2 separate regions of the Homo sapiens genome follow, and region 1 is linked to region 2. A link is an interaction called in ENCODE POLR2A ChIA-PET data of the cell type or tissue named here. Cell type or tissue: Panc1. All regions are shown on one strand. Links, peaks and the distances in the headings refer to the core of each region. The heading gives the core; the rest is flanking DNA.

The links. ChIA-PET counts read pairs that join two places held together with the same protein. Peaks named below come from ENCODE experiments on the same cell type or tissue, not always from the same donor. Only the 100,000 strongest peaks of a DNase experiment are listed, where the experiment ranks them.
Region 1: POLR2A ChIA-PET joins it to region 2 with 6 read pairs; 2 of 35 experiments call an interaction of 5 or more read pairs at or near these places.

The regions. Positions count from the first base shown.
Region 1 is chr4:40,445,214-40,449,614 of GRCh38, forward strand. The region is part of intron 3 of RBM47 (RNA binding motif protein 47); the gene reads right to left. Among named protein-coding and RNA genes, the nearest start is that of RBM47-AS1, 21 kb to the left of the region's middle. In Panc1, for the core only: no CTCF peak of the experiment used is centred there; no DNase peak of the experiment used is centred there.
Region 2 is chr4:41,182,528-41,186,928 of GRCh38, forward strand. The region is part of intron 1 of APBB2 (amyloid beta precursor protein binding family B member 2); the gene reads right to left. Among named protein-coding and RNA genes, the nearest start is that of APBB2, 30 kb to the right of the region's middle. In Panc1, for the core only: no CTCF peak of the experiment used is centred there; no DNase peak of the experiment used is centred there; H3K27ac peaks cover 304 bases.

The DNA of each region.
Region 1 (4,401 bases), core at 229-4,228, 740 kb before region 2:
CAGTGAGCCGAGATCACACCACTGCACTCCAGCCTGGGCGACAGAGCGAGACTCCGTCTCAAAAAAAAAAAAAAAAAAAGACAGTGTTGTTTAGCTGCCTTTCCCCCTCTTCCAAGCTGTTTTCCGTTTAACTCCAATGGCCAAATTTATGAGACATGGAAGAAGAAAATATCTGATGAAGGTTGTTGGCTCAGCTCCTGACACTTATATATTAATAATTTCTTAAAATTCCAAAAGAGATACAAGAGGGTTTGTTTTCATTCATTCATTCATTCATTCAGCAAATAGTTATTGACCACCTGCTATGTGCCAGATACTGTGCTAGCTATGGTGGACCTCGTCCTTGTGGAGCTGACTTCTGAGTTAAGTGAACTCAGTTAACTGAATTACGCTTCAAATGCCAAATAGGTGAGAATTGAGGTATTTGTACTCATGGTTACTGACCAGAGCCTGCTTCAAAAGGGTCATACACCTCAACATTGTTAACATTCGTTTCTGATAAGGCCATAGTTCCCCAAGTTAAAAGCCCATATACCATCAGAATTTTGCTTTTAAATATATCAGGGGTGTCTGGGGACTAGTGTGAAATACCATATCCTGAATGTTGAGATTCTTGCTTGGGGCAGAAGTGTGGACAGAATGAATAATAAGTATACTTCAGAAGTAGAAACTTATCTGTGAGCAAATCAAAATATCTAGATAAATAACACAGAGTTCCCCAGTTTCATCCATTCACCATGTGACAGTTTTAAAAGGGACTGGGCATTCTGGTTTAGGCTTCGTAGCATGTTGAATAAATGCAAGTCTCTAGAGTCAGACAGTCTGAAGTCCAAATCTTAGTTCCTCTACTTCTAGCTGTGAACCTTGAGAAAAGCCATTTAACATCATTAAGAATCTATATTCTCATCTCTAAAATGATGACTGTATTAACCAATGTTTACTGAATGTCTATTATGTGACAGGCAGAGTGCTATGCTTGTGCATATTAACTCATTCTAATCCTCACAGTGTCTATATGGTATACGACTAGGGTCTCCACCCTACAGATAGGGAAACTGAGGCACAGAGAGGCTAAGTAGATTCTCAGTTAATGAGCATCAGAGCTGGTGTGTGAACCCTGGGAGTCTGATTTTCATCATAGGGCTGTGATGAGGATTAAGTAAAATGATTTGTGTAAAGTTCTTAGTGCAGAACCTAGCACTAAGTGATCAAGGAATGTTAGCACAAGAAAACTGAACTTAAGGCTGGGCGTGGTGACTCATACCTTTAATCCTAACACTTTGGTATGCTGAGGCAGGAGAATTGCTTGAGCTCAGGAGCTTGAGACTAGCCTGGGCAACATAGTGAGACCCCATCTCTACAAAAATTTAAAAAATTAGCTGGGTGTTGTGGCGTAACACCTGTGGTCCCAGCTATTTGGGAGGCTGAGGTGGGAAGATCACTTGAGCCTGGGAGGTCAAGGCTGCAGTGAGCTATGATTGTGCCACTGTACTCCAGCCTAGGTGACAGAGCAAGACCCAGTCTCAAAAAAAAAAAAAAAAAAAAAAGGAAAAAAGACAATAAAACTTAAAAAAAAAATTGAACTGGAGGGAAGAATCTTGCCCCATGTAGGATTCTGTGTTTATGGGAAAACAGGCAAGAGGTTATCCCAGCCAACTTTAAACCAGTCAGTAGAGAAGCCTAGCCTGTGAGTTCTGGTGGAGACTAGTGTATCAGAGTCTCCCAGATTCCTTTCATAGCAGGTAAGCTGTCTGGCAGTGTGATTCTCCACTGGTGATGTGGCTTATGCATCCATGTGTAAGCCTGTTTCTCACCTAATCCTTGGCTAAAGCACTTTGCAGAAGCTCTCCCAGAAAGAACATGAAGAGACTTGCCACATTGGATGCAAAATGTCCAACCATCTATGTAGATGCCAAATCCCCTGAGGTAGGACCCTCCCAGCACACAGCTATTCTTCCCAACACTAAAAATGCATGAGTCTTCACTGAAGGCTGCTAGCATTAAATAAACATGGCAATATATTTGAAATAAATCATTTACTCACAGTTTTGTATATAAAACAAGCAGAAAAAATATACCTTCAAATCAAGCTATTATTATTCTGAACTAGGGATTTTTGTTATGTTTTAGGGAGAGTTTGAACTTGTTGGGTTAAAATAAAATTTCAAGGCAAACAGGTAAAGCAGACATCATCAAGGATTTGAATTCTCTTTTTAGCGTTTGTTCAGAGTAGCTTTCATTAGGATTTTAACTTTGAACTGGGACATTTTAGAGGGCAAAGGATACCAGTGTACTACTGGGAAATATTATCAATGTTTACATACCAGTGTTTACCTAGGATCAAAATCATGCATGAGTTTACTCTAGAATTAATAAGACTACCGGTCCGCTGCACTGGCTCAGGCCTGTAATCCCAGCACTTTGGAAGGCTGAGGCGGGTGGATCACAAGGTCAGGAGTTCAAGACCAACCTGGCCAAGATGGTAAAACCCCATCTCTACTAAAAATTTAAAACAGGCCAGGCGCAGTGGCTCACGCCTATAATCCCAGCACTTTGGGAGGCTGAGGCGGGTGGATCACAAGGTCAGGAGATCGAGACCATCCTGGCTAACACAGTGAAACCCCATCTCTACTAAAAATACAAAAAAATTAGCCGGGCATGGTGGCAGGCGCCTGTAGTCCCAGTTACTCTGGAGGCCGAGGCAGGAGAATGGCGTGAACCCGGGAGGTGGAGCTTGCAGTGAGCCGAGATCGTGCCACTGCACTCCAGCCCGGGTGACAAAGAGAGACTCCGTCTCAAAAAAATAAAAATAAAAAAATAAAAAAACAAAACAAGTAGCCAGGCATGGTGGCGGGTGCCTGTAATCTCAGCTACTCGGGAGGCTGAGGTAGAGAATTGCTTGAACCCGGGAGGCAGAGGTTGCAGTGAGCCGAGACTGCGCCACTGCACTCCAGCCTGGGTGACAGAGTGAGACTCCATCTCAAAATAAATAAATAAATAAATAAGACTACAAGTTAACTTTGGTTCACAGCTCTTGGAGTGTGACTGTGAGAGTGTGTGTGTGTGAGTGTGAGTGTGTGTGTTTGAGTGTGTGTGTGTGTTTGAGATGAGTATGCAATTTGGAATTCTTGGGAGAGCTTTATTTGCTGACCAACTGACAAATTGCAATTTGAAGCTATATACAGTGGGGTACAGTGTCTTCCAATCACTACCTGGAATTTAATTCAGTGGAGGGTTTTAAAATGTGTTGATCCAAGAGATAATTCTATCTCTGTGGTTAGATTTCTATTTTGATGTTCCTTATTCATACCATAAAATTTTGTCCTAATAATCACGTCTTAAGCATGACCTAACACACACAATGCACATAAGAGCAAAGGCTTTGGAGTCAGAGATCTAAGTTCAAGTCATGACTGTGCCACTTACTAGCTGTGTCTCCTCAGGCAAATCACCTTAGTTCCATTTCCACATCTCTAAGATGGTTCTAGTAACAGCACCAGGACTAAGTGACATTTGGCAATGTGTGGCACACAATTTGTTTAAAAAGTTTGGCAATTATTATTATTACTTTAAAGAATGCCACTTAAAAGCCATAGTTTGTGTTTTAGAGAGGAGTCTCTCACAAAAGTTCAGAATAACCTCATGGTTTACAGAAAAATTATTTGATTATTTGGTAAAGGAAGATGTTGCCCCAAACTTGGGGTGAAGGAGGGGGTGGGGTAGGAAATCAGAGAGAAAAACAGTTTCTGCAAAAGGTTTCCAAGATTTGGCCTTACCCTGAGCATTTATCTTACTGCCTTGGTCCAAGTTACCACCACCCAGTAGAATAAACATTGGAGAGGACACGCCCACTCTCGGGCAGGCCCCTGGCACCAGGATGTTTCTATTACCTCAGAGTTTGAAAGTGGAAAAGGAGTTCCACTCAAAATGGAGGCAGAACATGGAATTTACTTGGGAGGTCAAACAATAAGCCGAAGACTTTGAAACACGGGCTCTTTTTTTCTATCACAGGCAGGGACCTCTTGCTACTGAAAAGCATGGCCCTTGGGGCACATAAACATCTCTCCTTGACTCTCCTTTCTTTAGGTAAAATCCTGGGAGGTTGAAGATACAAGGGAATAATGACATTCCGGGCCATGCCTTCTGCCCACCCCTCGCTCATCTGAGAAAGCGTTCATTCATAATGGGTCTTAATTGTGTTGATGATTGTACAGATTTTGTTATGTCAAAGCACATCATTCAATGAATGCTTGTGTATGATAAACAGATGCAAAGCCAAGAGGCTCAATTTTCCCAGACGTTTCTATCAACACACACCTGAGAATGCGGCCTTTTGCTGTGGGTTCTCAGGGAGGCCTGCTGTGTACTACAAGACGGCTGAAGCCACCCTCCCGAAAGGGG
Region 2 (4,401 bases), core at 128-4,127:
CCAGAATCTCTCATATATCCAACTGCCTATTCAATATCATCACATGAATAGCTATATTAATCTGTTTTCACACTGCTATGAAGAACTGCCTGAGACTGGGTAATTTATAAAGGAAAGACATTTAATTGACTCACAGATCAGCATGGCTGGGAGGCCTCAGGAAACTTACAATCATGGCAGAAGGTGAAGGGGAAGCAAGGCGCCTTCCTCACAAGGCAGCAGGAAGGAGAAGTGCCAAGCCAAGGGGGAAGAGCCCCTTATAAAACCATCAGATATTGTGAGAACTCACTGACTACCATTAGAACAGCATGGGGAAACCACCCCCATGATTCAATTACCTCTACCTACTTTCTCCCTTGACATGTGGGAATTATGGGGAATACAATTCAAGATGAGATTTGGGTGGGGTCACAAAGCCTAACCATACCAATGTCTAAGAAGCATCAGAAACCTAAGTCCTAAATCAAACTCCTAATGGTACCTCCAAACTGGCTTCTTCCAAGACCTTGCCCATCTCAGTAAATGGCAATTCCATTCTTGCAGTTGCCCAGGAGAGCCATCCTTGTCTATGCTTACATTCTCTTTCTCTCTCTCTCAGTCCATATCTAATTTATAAGGAAATTCTGTCAGCTGTACCTTATATCTGGAACCTGTCCACACCACCGCCCTCTCTAGCACCCTGGCCCAGCAATCACCATTGTCTCGCCTGGCTTTTTACAATGACTCTGCTTCCTCCTTTCATTCTATTCTCCACAAAACAGTGATCCTTTATAAACCTAAGTTGGATTGCATCATTCCTCTGCTCAAAACCCATTGACGGCTTTCCACCTGTTACAGGTTGAACTGTGTCCCTCAAAAATTCATATGTTACACTCTTAACCTCCAGTACCACAGAATGTGATCGTATTCAGAAATAATGTCATTGCAGATGTAATTAGTTAAGATGAGGTCATTTAGGTGGGCCCCAATTCCAATATGAATGATGTCCTTATAAAAAGGGAAAATTTGGACACAGAGACACATACATAGGGAGAACACCATGTGAAGATGAAGGCAGAGATCTATAAGCCAAGGAATGCCACATATTGCCAGGAAACCACCAAGAGCTAGGAGAGAGGGATGGAACAGATTCTCTTTCTCTCATGATCTTCAGAAGGAACCAACTCTACCAATAACCTGAGTCAGACTTCCAGCCTCCAGAACTGTAAAACAATAATTTGTGTTGTTTAAGCCAGTTGTCCCCAACCTTTTTGGCACCAAGAAGTTGTTTCATGGAAGACAATTTTTCTATGGACTGGGGGAGTTGCAGGGGGTGGGAGGGGGCGGTTCATGATGATTCAAGCGCACTACAGTTATTGTGCACTTTATTTCTATTATTATTTCATTGTAATTTATAATGAAATAATTATACAACTCATCACAATGTAGAATCAGTGGGAGCCCTGAGCTTGTTTTCCTGCAACTAGATGGTCCCATCTGGGAGTGATGGGAGACAGCGACAGATCATCAGGCATTAGATTCCCATAAAGAGCGTACAACCTAGATCCCTCACATGTGCAGTTCACAATAGGATTCGTGCTCCTTAGAGAATCTAAGGCCACCACTGATCTGACAGGGGGCAGAGCTCAGGTGGTAATGAGAGCCATGGGGAGCGGCTGTAAATACATATGAAGCTTCATTCGCTGGCCTGCCACTCTCCTCTTGCTGTGTGGCCCAGTTGCTAACAGGCCACAGACCAGTATCCCTGGCTGGGGGTAGAAGACCCCTGGGTTAAGCCACCCAGTTTATAGTAGTTTGTTACAGCAGCCCTAGCAAAGTAATACACCACCTCATAAAGGATAAAAGGCAATGGCCAAAAGACCCTACATGCTCATACCCTAGCTCACACACTGGCCCCCTTATTGTTCCTCCAACAGGCCAGGCTCATGTCTAGCCTTTGCTCTAGCTCTTCCCTGGGCTTAGACCACTCTGCCCCAGAGCCCTTAATTCCTTTAGACCTCTGTTTAAATAGCTCCTTAAGGCCTTCTCCTCCCTCCAACACTGTCTGTCCCCCTCATCCACTTTATTTTTCTCCATTGTGTGTCACCACCAGGTACTTTAAGTACTTATTGTGGCAGACTGGGAGATGCATTGCTAGATCCCCCAATAAAGAAAGAACTTGCTGAGCAAATGCAGGTAAACAGCGTCCATGACTCAGTTCCTTGGGGTCAGCCTTGGCTACAGAGTGCAGCCTCACCTGCCTGAGGTCACATCCTTCCCAGGGTAGTCCACACCTCTGTGTGGGACACTCTGAGAGGTGACATTCACTGCAGAGCTCTCTGGAAGGTTGGCAGAGACTCCGCCAAACCTGCATCACAGCTCAGCTTCTTCCCCTGCACAATTCTCCTTCCACCTCCTGTTCACAGGAATTGATCGCAAATAAACATCCTGCTTCCCAAACTCCATTTCAGCGTCCGCCTGTGGAGAATCCAACCTGAGACACTTATCTATCTCCCTTCACTAGAGTGTAATCTTACTGAGGGCAGGAACTTTGTTTCATTGTATCCCCAAAGCCTAAAATGGCACCTCGCAGGAAAGGAGAAATGATTGAATGGAAATATATGGATGGATGAAGGAGAGCAGAAAGAAGAAAGGGCAATAAGTATTTGGATAGATGACTGGCCCCTGGATACAACAAAAGCATCTTAATATGGTTATTATGTATCACAAAGCAAAAGGAATACACAGCATTACAATGAAGCTGTGTGAGGTTTCTAAAATGCACATTGCTATTGATTTCAGAGAATCTTAAAAACAATGTGTACTAAGTTTTCCTAAGGTTCACTTCTTCTCTTGATGCCCATGACCTTTCCCCCTAAGATTTCAAATTTCACAACCACAAGATCTACCATAAAGAGGGTTTCAGGACCCTAACCTTTAAGGTAGGGAATATGCTGTATAGTAACTGTTCAATCACTCTGTGACACCTTTATGTAATTCTTAACTCCCATTTCAAAGAAAACTCTGCTCTGCACATTATCATTATAAATAGTTTATTATAGCTTTTCTTCTTTATTGACTATGTCAAATAAAATAGTATTTTTTTCATTCAAAATAGTATTTCTTTCTTTCTCAGAGAATTGGCCTTCACTTTATTGCAACATCTTAATTGCATTTGGCTCTGGAAAGTGATTTAAAATAGATTTTCCATGCCCTATAACCGGCTAGTCATTTAGACCAAATAAAGCTGATTTCTACCTGGTCACGTACTTCATGCCAATTCCATCAGAATGTGTTAAGCCTGACTATAAAGTAATAGAGCTGAGGAGTGTTGTGTGTGTTTGGTTTAGAATCACTTTCATTTCTTTACACAGCACTGCACGATGAGATTTCAAGTGAAAAATGTAAAGTCATGTTTAATACCAAAAACACCCCCAACAAAAACAACAAATCACCCCCACACTAGAGCTACTATACTGGTCTGTAACTACTCTACCACACTCTAAGGCAAATTGATTCACAACAGTGTCTGTATGTTTATAGCACAAGAATGTCTTACACAGATGTACCCGAAATATTTTATAACCATAAATATGAATAACAGAGTCTTCCTAGTCAGACCTATCTAATTTCATCAGCCTTCTGAAATTATATCTTTCACTAAAGCAGCCTCAGGGTACAAATGCAATAAGATAACATTAATTAAAATACATAAAACCATCCAGGAGTAGCAAGTAGTATACTATGTTTTTTTAAAGAGCAGAAATTGAACTAAAAATAGTAATCACTATTTTGCCAGCTCAAAAAGCTAGGTCTTACATAGTGCCTGAAGCTACAATTCTATTACTACCAAGGTAGGATAATAATTAGTATGTTATTCACTTGTCTGGTATGCACCTAGCTTTGCAGGGCTGTGTATGTATGCTCACTTTGCAGCTAAGACCTTCGGTTCTCAGCAACCTGTTTGCCATTAAGCAGATTCCAAGAAGTTCAAAAATACAATGTGTCAACCCTTACACTATGTCAACAACTGTTTCACTCAAAAAAATGCAGAGTCTATACAATCCTATGGAAACACTCAGTATTACCACTGTTGTAGTTCAGATCTCTACTTTATCTGGAAACAAATTACTGCTGACTAGAAATAAAGCACCATCATTACCCATACCCTTGACTTACATTGCAATAAACCCACCATAAATTGAAAATATCATGAGTAAAAAATGCATTTAATACAGCACTATTATTATTACTAACTACAACTACTTTTGCACTGTTGGGTGTTCACAGCAACCCTATCAGGTAGGTATTAATCGATAAACATGCTCAATGCCATACAACTAGGACATTATGAAGCCAGAGCTGATACCTAAACTTGTCAGACTCCAAATCCATGCATTTGACTGTACTATATGTTCCTTT